Linked DNA regions of Homo sapiens: region 1 is linked to region 2. A link is an interaction called in ENCODE POLR2A ChIA-PET data of the cell type or tissue named here. Cell type or tissue: OCI-LY7. All regions are shown on one strand. Links, peaks and the distances in the headings refer to the core of each region. The heading gives the core; the rest is flanking DNA.

Region 1 (8,337 bases), core at 314-8,313, 140 kb before region 2:
GTATAGTATATTTGACACGTTTAAAATGTACAGTTTCATAGGTTTTAAGATACATATATACACAGGAAGCCATCATCACAATCAAGATAGTGAACATAACCTAAATCTCCAGAAGTCCCTCATGTTCCTTTGTGATCTTGTCTCCTGCCCCTTCATACCGTCCATCCCCAGGGAACCATTGCATTCTGTCATGAGAGATTAGTTTTGCACTTTCTAAAATTTTGCATAAGTGGAATCATACAGTAGGGACCCTTCAGGAGTGGAGGAGGGCTGGCTTATTTCAGTCAGCATAATTGAGATTCATCCATAAAGTAGCAAGTATCAATACTTTTTATTATATATTGATTGTGGTTATCCCACAGTTTATCCATTCACTTATTGATGGACATTTGAATTCCAGTTTTTAGAAATTACAAAGCTGCTAAGAACATTTTAGTACAACTCTTGGTATGGATAGATGCTTTCTTCTTGAGTAAATACCTCGGAGTGGAATGGCTGAATTGTAATGGATATGTGTGTTTATCTTTCGAAGGAAACAACAGTTCCAGGCCAGGTGCGATGGCTCATGCCTGTCATCTCAACACTTTGGGAGGCTGAGGTGGTTGGACCACCTGAGGTCAGGAGTTCAAGACCAGCCTGGCCAACATGGCAAAACTCTGTCTCTACTAAAAAATACAGGCCGGGTACTGTGGCTCATGCCTGTAATGCCAGCACTTTGGGAGGCTGGGGCAGGCAAATCATGAGGTCAAAAGATTGAGACCATCCTGGCCAACATGGTGAAACCTCGTCTCTACTAAAAATACAAAAATTAGCCAGGCATGGTAGTGTGCGCCTGTAGTCCCAGCCACTCGGGAGGCTGAGGCAGAAGAATCACTTGAACCCGGGAGGTGGAGGTTGCTGTGAGCCGAGATCGCACCACTGCAGTTCAGCCTGGCAACAGAGTGAGACTCTGTCTCAAAAACAAACAAACAAACAAACAAAAAAAAACAAAAAGTATTTTTACGTGTGGTGGCATGTGCCTATAATCCCAGCTACTTGGGAGGCTGAGGCACAAGAATTGCTTGAACCTAGGAGGCGGAGGTTGCAGTGAGCCAAGATCATGCCACTGCACCCCGTCCTGGGTGACAGCAAGACTCCATCTCAAAAAAAAAAAAAAAAAAAGAAAAGAAAAAAATAGCAGTTTTCTAAAGTGTTTTTACCTTTTTATGTTTGCACTCATACTGCAGCAGATGAGATTTTCAGTTCCTCCAAATCCTTGCTAACCCTACGAACAGTCTTGATAATTTTGTCGTTCTGATATTTGTGCAGTGGGTGCACATTGTGATTAAGGACTAATGATGTTGAGCATCTTTTCATGTGTTTATTTGCAAACTGTCCAGTCTTTGCTTTGGCTTTGTATTCACTTAATAGTGTCTTTTGAAGAGCAAAAGTTATTAATTTTGAAGCCCAGTGTGTCAGTTTGTTCTTTAATGGATCATGCTTTTGGGGTTGAATCTCAAAAATCTTTGCCTAACTAAAGGTCATAGATAATTTCTGTATGTTCTCTTATAGAAATCTTACAGTTTTAGGCTTAATATTTAGGTTTTTGCTTCATTTTGAGTTAATTTTTATATGATGTGAGGTGTAAATCAGAGTCCTTTATTTTTATATGGAGATATCTAACTTCTAGCACCATTTGTTGAACAATTATCCTTTCTCTATTGAATTATTTTTTCAGTTTTGTTGAAAATCAGTTGTCTGTTGTATTCTGTTTATTTGTCTTTCATGATGCCTATACTATACTCTGTTGATTCTGTAGCTTTATAATTAGTATTGAAGTTAGATAGTGTTAATCCTCCAACTTTTTTTTTTCAAAGTTGTTTTGGTTATTTTAGGTCCTTTGCATTTCTTTTTCTTTTTTTGAAAGAGGATCTTCTGGCCAGTCATGGTAGCTCACGCCTGTAATCCCAACACTTTGGGAGGCCGAACTGGGCAGATCACTTGAGGTCAGGAGTTCGAGACCAGCCTGGCCAAAATGGCAAAACCCCATCTCTGTAACTAAAAATACAAAAATTAGCCAGGCATGATACTGTGTGCCTGTAATCCCAGCTCCTTGGGAGGCTGAGGCACAAGAATCACTTGAACCCAGGAGGCGGAAGTTGCAGTGAGCCGAGATCACACCACTGCACTCCAGCCGGGGTGACGGAGTGAGACTGTCTTAGATAGATAGATAGATAGATAGATAGATAGATAGATAGATAGATAGATAGATAGATAGACAGACAAGATAGATAGACTCTGTCTCAGAAGGAAGGGAGGGAGGGAAAGGAGAGAAAGAAAAGAAAAGAGAGAAGAGAAAGAAAAGAAAAGAAGAAAAGAAACAGGGTCTCCCTCTATTGCCCAGGCTGGAGTACATTGGCATGATCATGGCTTACTGCAGCCTTGACCTGGGCTTACTTGATTCTCTTACCTCAGACTCTTGTGTAGGTCAAACTATAGGCATTCACCATCACATCTAAGTTTTTTTTAGGTATTTATTCACTCTGTGGTCCAGGCTGGTCCCAAACTCCTGGGTTCAAGAGATCTACTTGCCTTGGCCTTCCAAAGTGTTGACATTACAGTCATGAGCCACTGCACCCAGATGCATTTCTGTATAGATTTTAAGTGTAGTCCGTTTCTTCCAGAAAGTGTGGTGGGGGGTGAATTGGGATTGTGTTCAATCTGTATATCCATTGAGAATTGACATATTAAAAATATTTAGTATTCCAGATCGTGAACACGGTATATCTGTCTATTTAGGTCTTCTTTTATTTCTGTCAACAATATAACTTTAGTTTATAAATCTTCTGTCAAATTTATCCCTGAGTGTTTTATATTTTTTGATGCTATTGTGAAATGATACCAGTTTAAAATTACAGTTTCCAGTATTACTGGTATATATTGATCTTGATTCCTATAACTTTGCTGAAATCACTTACTAGTTCTAGAATTTTTTTTCTTTTTTGGTAGATTCTTTTGGATTTTTAAGTTGTGGAACTTATCACCTGGGAATAAAAAAGGCAGTTTTACTTCTTTCCAATGCAGATGACTTTTTTGTTTTTTTTTTCTTGCCATATTGGATGGAAGGGAACCTTAAGTATAGGGCGAGAGTGAACATCCTTGTCTTGTTCCTGTTTTTGAGGGAAAGTATACAGTCTTTCATTATTATGTAAATATTAGCTGTAGGTTTTTTGTAGATACCCTTTATTGGTTTGAGGAAATTTTCTTTGGTTTGCTGTTTTTACCAGGAGTAGATGTTGGATTTTGTCAAATGCTTTTTGTGGGTCTGATCGAGATAATCACACAATTTTAATATAGTGAATTACATGACTTGAATTTTCAAATATTAAAGTGGTCTTGTATTTCTGGGTTAAATCACATTTTGGTCATGCAATATTATTTTTTTAACCCTTTTTGCATTTAGAAAAAAAGCTGCAGCTTGCTGCCAGTTCTCATGTAATTTCACATAAACACACTCTTTGAGGCTGAAGCAAATCTGATTTTCAGTGTGAAAATAAAATATAAAAACTGTTCTTGGAGTTATTTCTAAACAGAACTAACATCAGAATCATCTGACTCATCAGAATCATCTGTTTTGGAAAATTCAGATTCATCAAATTAGTCTTCGGCCAACTGAGAACAATGTTAACATCACCTTTAGGAATGTTATGCAGGTGAGTTTATAATTGCAAATTTAATTTTTTAAATAGACATAGCTAATCAGGCTATCAGTTTCTTCAGAAAGCTTCACTGGTTCATGTGTTTGGAGGACTTAAGAAAAATCTCATCTAAGTTGCTGATTTTATTGGCACAAAGCTGTTTATAATATTCCCTCAGTTATGTGTAGAATCTCGGCTGGGTGGGGTGGCTCACGCCTGTAATCCCAGCACTTTGGGAGGCTGAGGTGGGCGGATCACGAGGTCAGGAGTTCGAGACCAGCCTGGCCAGCATGGTGAAACCCCGTCTCTACTAAAAATACAAAAAATTAGCCAGGCAGGGTGGTGCACACCTGTAGTCCCAGGTACTCGGGAGGCTGAGGCAGGAGAATTGCTTGAACCTGGCAGGCAGAGGTTTGCAGTGAGCCGAGATCGCGCCACTGCACTCCAGCCTGGGTGACAGAGCAAGACTCCATCTCAAAAACTAATAATAATATGTGTAGAATCTCTAGTGATACCACTTTTCTCATTTTTTTTCCTGGTATGTCTGTCTTGAGATTAGTAAATTTTAATGACTTTCTCAAGGAACCAACTTTTGGTTTCACTGATTTTTCTCTATTTTTTTTTAACTTTTTAAACTTTTTTTATTTTTAACTTTTTAAAAATTACATTCTTTTTAATGTTTACAGTGGATTTTATTTGCTCTTATTTTTCTGTTTTCTTAAGGTGGAAGCTCAGGTTGTTGATTTGAGATCATTCTTTTAGTGCTATCAATTTCCCACTAAGTACTTCTTTAGGGCATCCCACAAATTTTGCTATGTTGTGTCTTTATTTTCTCTTTGTTCAAAATACGTTCTGATTTCCTTTGTGATTTCTCCTTTGACCCAGGGGTTATTTAGAAGTGTGTTATTTAATTTCTGTACGTAATTTGGGATTGTCCAGAGATCTTTCTGTGGTTAATTTCTAATTTAATGTATTGTGTTCAAATAAAATACTTTGTAAAACTTCAATCCTTTTAAGTTTGTTGAAATGTATTTTATAGCCCAGAATATGGCTCTCTTGATAAATATCCTGCGTAAGAATGCCATTTAAAGGTCAGATTTTGGAAAATTTCAAAAAATTTCTTTCAGTTTTTTGGCCCTCTTTGGAGATTGGAATTATATGTGTACTAGGCTGCTTGAAGTTGTCTCACATATCAGTGATGCTTTTTATGGGTTATTTTTTACTTTTTTCTCTCTGTTTTATTATAGATAGTTCCTTGTTTTGTCTTCAAGGTCATTTTTTTCTTCTGCAGTGTCTATTCTGTCCAATGTGTTTTTAATACCAGATATTGTAGCTTTCCTTTTTTTTTTTTTCTTTTTTCCTTTTAGAGATGGGATCTTGCTTTGTTTCCAGGCTGGTCTTGAACTCCTGGCCTCAGCTTCCATATGTGCTGGGATTATAGGCATGAGCCACCATGCCTGGCCAAATATTGTAACTTTCATCTCTAAAGTTTTATTTTGGTCTTTCTAATATCTTCCATGTCTGTACTATTTGAATGTAAGGAATATAGTTGTAACAATGGTTTTAATGTTCTTGTCCCCTAATTTTAACATCTTTTTCAAGTCTGGGTTAGTATTAATTGATTTTTCTCCTTACAATGAGTCATACTTTCCTGCTTTTTTGCATGCCTTGGAATCTTTGATTAGAAGCCAGACATTAATTTTAACTTGTTTTATGCTGGTTATTTTTATATTCCTACTAATATTCTTGACCTTTGTTCTAGGATAAAATTAAATTACCAAGAAATGGCTTAATCCTTTTGGGCCTTGCGTTTAAGATTTGCTAGGTGGAAACAAGAATGTTTGGGGCTAACTAATCCTACTACACAACCCTTCTTACTGCTCTATGCAACATCATGTAAATTGATGAGATTTTGCAGTCTCACTGGTGGAAATAGACACTATTCCCATCCCTGTGTGAATGCCTGGTACTATTCTCTGTAATCCTTTTGGGTGATTCTTTCCCCAGCCTCACATGTTTTCTTTACACATTTTGAACACTTTGCCGAATATTCAGAAATATTCTCCTTTGGAGATCTGTGGGAGTATTTCTCTGTGTAGCATTCTCTCCTTTATTACTAGATCTTTCAAATTTATTTGTCTTTAGTCTTCCTGGGTTCTCATCCCTTTCTGCTAAACTCCAGGAGTTTGTCAAGAGTCTACCTGGGTTCTTGCTGTCTGTTCTGGGGCCTGGAAAATCTGAAGGCAATAAACTTTGGGCAGTGCTAGAATTCACCTAGATGTCTTTCATGGATTATTGTCCTGTTTCTTAATGTCTCGTGTTTTAAACGCTTTTTCATGTGTTTTGTCTATTTTTTGTTTATTTTTTGATGGTTTCAGGTGGGACGGGAAATCTGATCCCTGTTAATTTATCTGAGTTGGAAGTGGAAGTCTGCTACTCACTCTTGATTTCTGTGTAATAATTTGAGGTTTGACTTAATGCTTTAGAGCACATTAGACTGTTTCACCTATCCCTCTAAAGGTTTATGTATTTATATGTCAAAAAGGTTATAAAAACAAAACAAAAAAAGCATAGTTTTAAAACTGCTTATTGGGAAGATAAGAATTCACTTTACATTTACGATCTCATATTTTGGCATATTCGGTATTTCCTCCATAACGCCTACTAAAATTAAATTATGTAAACAAAGTACCCAGGCCAGGCGTGCTGGCTCATGCCTGTAATCCCAGTGCTTTTGAGAGCCGAGGCAGGAGGATTGCTTGAGCCCAGGAGTTCAAGACTAGCCCTAGCAACATAACAAGACCCCATCTCTACAAAAACAAAGTACCCAGTACATATTTGAGGAGTAGAAAATTAGCATCTACTGAGGTTTATCAAATACCCAGCCTTGGGCCAGATGCTGGAGGGACACAGCCAAATCTGACAGGGACCCGCCCTCAGGAGCCCACATTCTAGTAGGGGAGACAGAGTCACAGCCGTAATGACAGAAACCAGTGCATTAGATAAGCAATACTTTATCTTAAGTCTAATTAATAATTTAATTTTAAAAGTTCCAGGACCCTTCCTACATCCCGAGACATTCTAATTCTCTGCCGTTTGTGTAGCAATTCTTTGAACTGTTGAAAGATCTCCTGACAAATTGTTACTGATATTGTGTTAAGCAATAATCTTAACCTTCCCAGTAAATGAACTGGAATGCCCAATTTTAAGTTTCTCTATTTATGAAGAAACAAAATACAGGGGTCATAGTCAGGATACTGCCTATGGTACATTTTAAAATTTCTGGGTCTACTAGGATATAATCTTTCTTAACCTCTTTTGAGATTTGATGTCAGTTCAAGGGAAGCATTCCATTGATGTCAGGAAGGCAGCTATTTGTTGACTGAAATTCTGGTACTCTGGCATAAGCTCGTTCTAAAAATCCACAAATATGTTGTTAATAGAATGGGACCATACTTTTCACTTGGGGGCCTACCCGCTAGAGGTGAGATGTCATCCTTGAGATGTTTGGAAGACTTTGTGAGATTTTTTTTTCTTTTGCAAACTAGACGTGCGCCAGCTTCTCTGACCTAAATGTAGCTCCAGTGGGAATTTCACTATGGATACTTTATCTTAAGTCTAATTCCCCTGGTAACCCAACATTGCTGGTTTTAGAATTTAATAGTCTTCAGAAATTTTTTAAGATAAATTTGCTATTTTCTTTATTATCTTTTAATTACTTTTATAACATGGGGTTTTTGTTGTGTGTATATACTAGCATTCCTTTGGACACAAAGTAGACTATAAAGAAAATTTCTAAATTCTGAATGCAGTTTCTCATTGATTTTAATTATTGCTATGTTCCTTTTGAAAATTTTTTGGCTGGCTCTGGCAACTTATGCCTGCAGTCCCACCCAGCACATTTTGAGGCCAAGGCAAGTGGTTTGCTTGAGCCCAGCAGTTCAAGACCAGCCTGGGTAACATGGCGAAACCATGTCTCTACAAAAAATACAAAAGATAGGGCTTGGTGGCATGCATTTGTAGTCCCAGCTACTCAAGAGGCTGAGGCTGGAGGGATCGCTTGAGCCCAGGAAGTTGAGACTGTAATGAGCTATGATTGTGCCACTGCAATCCTTGGCTGCAAAGTGAGATCCTATCTCTTAAAAAAAAAAAAAATTAGAAAAAGAATAAAAAAGTCTACCCTAACCATTTTATATTTAAAACAAGTTTGTTCTTTTCAGTGTCCTTACTTTTAAAATAGTTGAACTGATTTTTCTGGGAATCTTTCTCAAATACAACCTTAAACAGAATATATGGATGTGTTTCTGATGTCTTAGAATTATTCTAATATTAATTATTTGGTGCCATAGACATATTGTAGTTCTCAGAGGCTATTCATATGTATGAGAAATTTTTCTTAATTGAAATTTTCCAAAGATTGCTACACTCAAGAGTTTTTTGAATTCTGTTTGTAAGCTACCTAAGAGTAGCAAATAGGTTTCATTCTCACATACCAATTCCAATCTTTTGAAACAGAGTGTTGAGGAGAGTTCTGAGAGCTTTTGGACTTAGGAAGGATAACTAAGACAGGATCAGCCAAAATTGTCTGTTTGTTTGGGAAAAGGGGATAGAGTGATGGGACTGGTACGCATTTTTGTTCTCTAGGGTTGGTAAGAGGAAT
Region 2 (8,337 bases), core at 171-8,170:
ATTCGGCCAGGACATATATTCAAACTATATCAATATCATCACCAGATGAATAGCTAAACAAATTGTTATATCCATACAATGGAATACTGCTTGATTATAAAAAAATGAACAAATTGCTAATACCCAACAACAGGGATGAATCTTAAAAATATTCAGGAGGAAATGAGACAGACACAAAATAGTACATAACGTATAATTCCATATATGTGAGGTCCTGGAAGGGGCAAAACAAATCTATCGTGAGAGAAGGCAAATCAGTGGTTGCCTCAGGTGGGGGATTGACTGCACATGTGCACAAAGTAACATTTTGGGATGATGGAAATGTTCTACATTTGATTTTTATAGTGATTACCCAGGTGTATACATTTGCCAAATTGAATCCTACTGTATTTTTACATAGGTACATTTTATTACATGTAAGTTACACCTCATTAGTTTCCTTTACGGCCCTGCCTTCTGTAACTTTTTTCCTTCTCTCCCTAAAATTGAGGTATTATCCATTCTTCTGAATTTACCATAGCATTTGTTTGGCCTTCTCTTACTCTTTCTTTCTCCTTTCGTTTGTCACCTTGTCCTCTACTAAGGCTATAAGCTCTTTACATCTTTCTTTACCCTCTAGCACCTTGCTCATTTAATCTTCCAATAGATGTTTGTTAAACGGAGTTGATTTCATACAAAGAAAGAATTACCAGCTACTGCTTTGATCACGGCTCTGAAATTTGAACAGAATCACAATCCCAGTTATCAGCAAGAACAACCCTATAAAAGCAGCTATGGGTTGATGACAGGCATTCTTAGGGCAGTCTTAATTTTACAATTCAGGGCAGTCCCATTTAACATTCTATGGCATTGGGTGGTGGACACATGGAAGATGAGTGTTCCTGGGCCGTATGGAAAGTCCTCTTTAAGGCGAATTACCTTGTGCTAGTTGCAAAGGTCTGGAAGATTTAATTCAGGTAAATTACACAACGTGACAATGTATATAATTCCAGTAATGAGAGAAAATTAGAATCAGAAATTCAGTACTAGAAGGTGCCACCATGGATGCCATTTATTCTAACCCATTGTCATACAGACCCAGAGATCTTAAGTATCCTGCCCAACACCACACAGCAAATTAGCGGCACAGTTAACTCTAGAAGCCAGATTTCTATCAAGTACCATACCCAGAATTTAACAAGTTGGAGAATTTGCTGTTTGTGGAAGTTCTGAGGAGTTGCCCTAGACAAAGCTTTCCTTGGGGTGAGATTTTGAGTTTAGACACAATAGGTAAAGATCAAGGGCAGGAAGCTGCTGTCATTACTAGGTTCAAATCAAAACTGGAACCTTGGAGCCATGGCAGGGACAAGAATTGCCTTATGTGTTCCTGGTGATGTCTTTGCTTCATATACCACTTGAGAAATACTGACTTGATCTATTGTTGAAACTTAGTTTGTATACTTGTTGATGAATTTTCTATAGTAAGAATATGAATATGCTATAACTTTTTGAGGAGTTGTTAGTACAGTTGACCCTTAAACAACACGGGTTCGAACTTCATAGGTCTGCCTATAAGCAGCTTTTTCTCAACCAAAAATGGATTGAAAATACAGTTTTCATAGGCTGTGAAACCCACGTATATAGAGGGCCAACTTTTTATATGTGCAGGTTCCACAGGGCTGACGGGAACTTGAGTGTGCAAGGATTTGGTTCTACCAGGGTAGTCTTGGAACCAATCCCTCATATATACTGAGGGACAACTGTACACAAGAATATTTTTGAATCCCACAGGATTGTTAAAACAATCTGAATAGAGTCGATCTCCCTCCTTCAAACCTTCCTTTTTTACTGTTTTCTGTTTATGTGTAAATTTGGAGAGTGGTAACAGTTGCCATTTTGCATTTCATTGGTTTTATATTTCATTTTTTAAGAACAATTTTAAGTCAGTCTTATAGTTAACATAATTTCAAGTGGTCATTTTGAATTTTAATGATGAAAGACATTGAGATACAAAAAGCAGCTTTGAAAGTTGTAGCAAAGCATGCTTCATACATGGATCCTTTGAATGAAAGAATAATAGCATGGATGGTTGATGAAGGAATAGAAGCTGCTGCTATTTAATGTATTCTTCACTCTCAGTACATGGATACAGCCTCCAAATGTTACAAAGAAAATAATCATCAGCACAGCATCTCTGCATACCTGTGGATTGGTCTTTTTGTAAAGCAGCCTCATGGTTTTCTTAGAAAAGTTTTTTATTTAAAAATATATCTCTAGACACTTACTCCTGGTAGGCCTGGGAAAATGTAGATTACTTCATGTCTCTTCAAAAGCCTTTCAAAGAAACAAGTCAAGCTTGATTTGTGTTTTTGAGATAGAGGAAAGTAGTAAGGTAGGAGGACAGAGGAAATCTTAGCTTTAAAGGGAGAAAAAGATCTTTCAGTCCTTTTGTCAACACTTTAGTTTCTGCATTAGTCATAGGTCCCTTCCCCCTTGGCCATGGGTGGACCAAAGGAATAGCAGCCATTTGCACGTTTGTGAAAGGACAGTGGAAAGAAAAGAAAATAGCTGATACAAGAAAATGTGGGAGATTATTTCCCCCACTAGGTTTTTACAGTTGTATTTTTAGATTAATCAGTGGTTTCTGGATATTTGGCCTCCTTTTTTTTCTTTTATTTTGCTGTTTTTGATGTTATAAAATACAGTGCTAAGAACCTAACCCTATTAGTGAGATATTATTCAGAGTCTAATTTTTTTATTGTTATAATGAAAGTCATGTAGAATGCAAAGCTAGTGGACACAGTTAATACTCATATTTGGTAGAAATACTTTTCCTCTACCAAGCTGAGTTCAAATTGTGGGCCTGCAAGTTAACTGATACTGGACAGGTTAACTGGAGAAAAGATAAGGTTTATTCACACTTGAAGGAGCACTCAATATCAGTAACTCTGAAGAAGAGTTTAGAGGGTTATAGAAGTAAGGGGTTATGCCTCTTGCTGTGGCACACCACAGATGCCAGCACTTTGGGAGGCTGAAGTGGGTGGATCTCTTGAGCTCAGGAGTTTGAGACCAGCCTGGGTGACATGGTGAAACCCTGTCTCTACCAAAAAAATTATAAAAATTAGCCTAGCGTGGTGGCAAGTTCCTGTAGTCCCAGCTACTCAGGAGGCTGATGTGGGAGGATTGCTTAAGCCTGGGAGGCGGAGGTTGCAGTGAGCCAAAATGGTACCACTGTACTCCAGTCTTGGCAACAGAGCAAGACCCTGTCTCCAAAAAAAACAAGAAGTAAGGGGCTATATACCAACTTAACAAGAGGGGGTAGCTTAGGGAGTCAAAGGACAGAAAGATCTCATTTACACAATTTTTTTGTTATGTCTCAGTGCCCAGTGTCAGTCATCTCCCTCCTGTGGATCCTCCTGGAGGTGTGAGAGGGTTGTGACAGCTGCCTCAGTAAAGCTCTGCTTTAGTCAGATAAAAGAAGTTAAGATTTCATTCTGCATCTGCTGTTGTATTTTTGGGCCCTTCACTGATTTTTTTTTGTTTTAATATTTGTATGTAGTCTGATGCTTTTCAATGTATTTTCACATACCTCATTTTATTCTCACAGGACTTTTTAGGCAGACAGGGAAAATACTATTATCCCATTTCACAGGTCAGAAAACTGAGACTCAGAGAGGTTAAGTATTTGTCCAGGGCCACATAATTAATAACAGAGCCAAAATAGGAATTTCAGGTATTCAACATTTCTCAGTGTACCTTTGGGGTCCAATTTGAGTACTCATAAATTGTGTAATCTATTGTCAATCTATAAGTCCTTTAAAAGTGCCACGGTTAAGTAATAATTTATTTGTTTTGTAGGAGAAGATGGTATAAACTGGTCCATCAGTGACAAAGACATTGAGGTAAAATCAAATTGTTTTTAAAATTCAGAATAATAATTTCCTTTGCTTCATAGTTTATTATGATAACTTTTGGAACATTAATAAGTTTAAGTGGCTTATAAGAAAACATTTGATTTTAGCATATGAGTGATTTAACTCTTCAGAAACTTGGTTCAGCCTTGAGTTTTGTCAGTGAGTTAATAGCTGTAATCATCCAGTCCCCTTTCCCTTTCTGTTTCTCTCCTGCGGTGAGTCCTCTCAGCCCATATGGCCTGGTACCACTAAAAAGATCAACACCGGAAATAACTGCTTCTTCAGTGTAAGGAAATGGTTAGTCTATTTTTAGGATGTGGCAGGTGTTTGTCTTTGTCGATTATTAGCCTTAATTGTGGCAGATGCTACAAAAAGAGAATAATTTTATAACTTGGTTTTGGGAGATAGCTAGATTGTACTTACATGTGGTCCACTTGGCCAGTTCAGCAAAATAACAAATAAAAGATGAAAACTTTTTTAAAGATGGAATTCTACCAAACAAGCTAAAGCATGGTTGGGATTTACAGTTCCTCTTTAGATATTCCATATGATATGCATTGTTGGTACTCTCTTACAAGATCCTAGATTTAGATTAGAATATGGGACAGTTAGAATTGGGTCACTCTGTAGGCAGAATGGATCTTAAAAGGATTCCAGTGGAAAGAAATTATCTCATTCCTTTATTTCTATAAAGGAAGACTGGATTATCAGTCTTTTATTATCATCCAGTCTTGTAGGCAGTAACCCTGTGCTGTTCAAAAGAATGGATATATTGGGTAGCTGTACTAACTTTACAAAAGACAAAGTCATAAAAACACCATTCCCTAACTCAAAATTTAAGTAGCCCTCCCATTCAGAAAAACATGGTGTACATTCAGTTATAGAAATCAGCAGTGGCTGGCCGGGCGTGGTGGCTCACACCTGTAATCCCAACACTTTGGGAGGCTGAGGTGGGTGGATCACCTGAGGTCAGGAGTTCGAAATCAGACTGGGCAACATGGCGAAACTCCTTCTCTACTGAAAATACAAAAATTAGCCAGGTGTGGTGGCGGGCGCCTGTAGTCCCAGCTACTCGGAAGGCTGAGGCAGGAGAATCGCTTGAACCCAGGGAGGTAGAGGTTGCAGTGAGTCGAGATCACGCCACTTCACTCCAGCCTGGGCAAAAGAGTGAAACTCCGTCTCAAAAAAAAAAAAAGAAAGAAAGAAAAGAAGTCAGCAGTGGCTTTGACTGAATGCTACCGCGGTGTCTAAGTGATGCATGTCAGTACCCCTGCTCGATCTGAAACATAAGTAGAGAAAGATTAAAAAAAAAAAATCACATGGAGAAGTATAAAAGACTCAGCAGGCGGGAGGGGCAGACAAAAAGCAGTAGAGTTACCTTTATGGCACCTCCTTTTATGTTTTTCTACCTCTTTTTTTTTTTTTTTTTTTTTTTTTGAGATGAAGTTTCACTCTTGTTGCCCAGGCTGGAGTACAATGGCACAATCTCGGCTCACCACATCCTCCGCCTCCCAGGCGCAAGCGATTCTCCTGCCTCAGCCTCCCAAGTAGCTGGGATTACAGACCTGCGCCACCACGCCCAGCTAGTTTTGTATTTTTAGTAGAGATGGGGTTTCTCCATGTTGGTCAGGCTGGTTTTGAACTCCCGACCTCGGGTGATCCGCCCACCTCGGCCTCCGAAAGTGCTGGGATTACAGGCATGAGCCACCACGCCCAACCTCTACCTCTTTTTAAGAGAACAAGAGAGATCATAAAGTTCCCCTGTGGCTAGGTTCTAAGTTGAACAGATATAACTAATAATTCTCTTGCTTTATCAAGGTAATGGAACTGACTTGAAGCTTGATGTATCTTTATTTGCTTATAGTTGTCTTTAACAAGAGTAGTAGATGGCTTTTATTTAGCAGTGAAACAATTTTTTTAATTCTTGATTTTTTTTTCCCTTAGGCCCAGATAGCTAATAACCGAACACCTGGAAGATGGACCCAGCGGTACTATTCAGCCAACAAAAACATTATCTGTAGAAATTGTGACAAACGTGGTCATTTATCAAAAAACTGCCCCTTACCACGAGTACGTGAAATATGCTTTGCTTCTTTCCACATTTGTAAACTCAAAATCTCAAGGGTGAGGCTGGGCACGGTGGCTCATGCCTGTAATCCCAGCACTTTGGGAAGCCGAGGCAGGTGGATCATGAGGTCAGGAGATTGAGACCATCCTAGCTAACATGGTGAAAAACCCCGTCTCTACCAAAAATATACAAAAAATTAGCCGGGCGTGATGGCGGGCGCCTGTAGTCCCAGCTACTTGGGAGGCTGAGGCAGGAGAATGGTGTGAACCCGGGAGATGGAGCTTGCGGTAACAGAGATCACACCATTGCACTCCAGCCTGGGTGACAAAGTGAAACTCTGTCTCAGAAAAAAAAAAAAAATCTCAAGTGTGAAACCCTATAACCTTAGAATTCAAATCTTTTTATAGTATGTGTGTTAAATTTCATGTAGCTTACAGCCTAGTGTCGGAGAAATAATAATAAATTTGGAGTCAGAAAAATGTGGAATCAATTTTAACTTATCATTACTAGTTGTATGGGCAAATCATTTAACCCTCTGTGCTTCTTGTTTTCTTGTCTATAAAATGAAAAGATTGAATCAGATGATTCCTGAGACCCCTTTCACTTCTAAACCTTGTACTTCATAAGATAGCTTATTTCAATGTGAGATAATTTTTATCGTTAGAAAATTATAATTTGGGGCATTTTTAAATGTTTATTAATGTAAGTTACGTTAAGCAGGTACATCAACCTTTGGAACAACACAGAACTGAAGATCTTAGACGTTTCCTGACCAGATAATTAGCTCTTAACAAACATTTCTTCCATTTCTCCTTCCTCTTCCAAATGACTGCTTTTCAAATAGTTCAGACACCTCTTATGCTCCTTTTTTGTTCTTGCTTCTCCAGTCAAAACAGCTTCTTCTGTATCTGTTCCTCCTATGACTTAGCTTCTAGATATCCTCCTCATTCTACTTTCCCTCTTACATACCTTTCATTTTGTCAATATTCCTATAAGAAGAGGCATAAGGAATATATGCCAGCTGCTAGTATGTACAGACTAAGCCTTTTTGGCAAACAATATACATACAGTGTTTTGGACATTTTGTTTGATTTTTACAGTTGTGCTCAGGATTCTACCTTTATTGGGATCTCAAATTAGAAAAGATTTTTTTATGGGATTATATTGAAAAACAAATACTAATCTTCTACCTTTTGAGACTGAAGAGATTTTATGTTTTTTTCGCCACATAGAAAGTTCGTCGCTGCTTCCTGTGCTCCAGGAGAGGACATCTCCTGTATTCCTGTCCAGCCCCCCTTTGCGAATACTGTCCTGTGCCTAAGATGTTGGACCACTCATGTCTTTTCAGACATTCCTGGGATAAACAGTGTGACCGATGTCATATGCTAGGCCACTATACAGATGTGAGTATCCTGCATATAACTAATTTGTCAGGCTTTGGAGGGAGTGTGCAAGTTTGTAATTAATGTGCAAGTTTATAACTATCAGTCAGCATACCTAAAGGAATGTTTACTCCGTGAGATATATATATATATATATAGTCATGTCCATTTTGTCACTGAACATGTATATAAAGCAGTGCTCTAAATAATATAGGGGTAAGGAGCCTACTGAATCAGAAGACAGCATCAAGAGATAGCATTAATAAATATTTTAAGCCCATTCTAGCCCTTTTTCTTTATAAGCTTGTTAAATAAAGGCTGAATTTAAAGAGGTAATAAATAACATGTAAAATTTGTGTATTCATATTTATTTATTTATTTATTTATTTTTTGAGACATAGTCTCACTCTGTCACCCAGGCTGGAGTGCGGTGGTGCAATCTCGGCTCATTGCAACTTCTGCCTCCCGGGTTCCAGCGATTCTCCTGCCTCAGCCTCCCGAGTAGCTGGGGCTACAGGAGCATGCCAACACTCCTGGCTAATTTTTGTATTTTTAGTAGAGACGGGGGTTTCACCATGTTGGCCATGCTGGTCTCGAACTCCTGACCTTAGGTGATCTGCCCGCCTCAGCCTCCTAAAGTGCTGGGATTGCAGGCGTGAGCCACTGCACCTGGCCTATTTGTGCATATTTAAATGAAAATATATGCACAATTAGCAGTTATATACAGATGTTTAATGGAAGCCTATTTTGATGCTTCTTTTTTTATTTTTATTTTATTTATTTATTTTTTGAGATGGAGTCTCGCTCTGTTGCCCAGGCTGGAGTGCAGTGGCGTGATCTCAGCTAACTGCAACCTCCAACTCCTGGGTTCAAGCGATTCTCCTGCCTCAGCCTCCCGAGTAGCTGGGATTACAGGCACGTGCCACCACACCTGGCTAATTTTTTATTTTTAGTAGATACGGGGTTTCACCACGTTGGCCAGGATGGTCTCGAT

What was found. Peaks named below come from ENCODE experiments on the same cell type or tissue, not always from the same donor. Only the 100,000 strongest peaks of a DNase experiment are listed, where the experiment ranks them.
Region 1: POLR2A ChIA-PET joins it to region 2 with 6 read pairs; 4 of 35 experiments call an interaction of 5 or more read pairs at or near these places.

What each region holds. Positions count from the first base shown.
Region 1 is chr9:37,162,244-37,170,580 of GRCh38, forward strand. All of the region lies in intron 2 of ZCCHC7 (zinc finger CCHC-type containing 7), which reads left to right. It overlaps LOC105376033 (a long non-coding RNA gene), which reads left to right. Exons shown (of 2, transcript XR_001746665.2): 1 at 1-3,692. Among named protein-coding and RNA genes, the nearest start is that of ZCCHC7, 46 kb to the left of the region's middle. In OCI-LY7, for the core only: no CTCF peak of the experiment used is centred there; a DNase peak (open chromatin) is centred at 1,238; H3K4me3 peaks cover 1,192 bases; H3K27ac peaks cover 1,621 bases.
Region 2 is chr9:37,298,351-37,306,687 of GRCh38, forward strand. It overlaps ZCCHC7 (zinc finger CCHC-type containing 7), which reads left to right. Exons shown (of 9, transcript NM_032226.3): 3 at 3,838-3,881; 4 at 5,838-5,963; 5 at 7,194-7,364. Among named protein-coding and RNA genes, the nearest start is that of LINC01627, 92 kb to the right of the region's middle. RefSeq lists an enhancer at 4,142-4,191. In OCI-LY7, for the core only: CTCF peaks have their summits at 3,385 and 3,584; DNase peaks (open chromatin) are centred at 3,381 and 4,191; H3K4me3 peaks cover 3,313 bases; H3K27ac peaks cover 7,485 bases.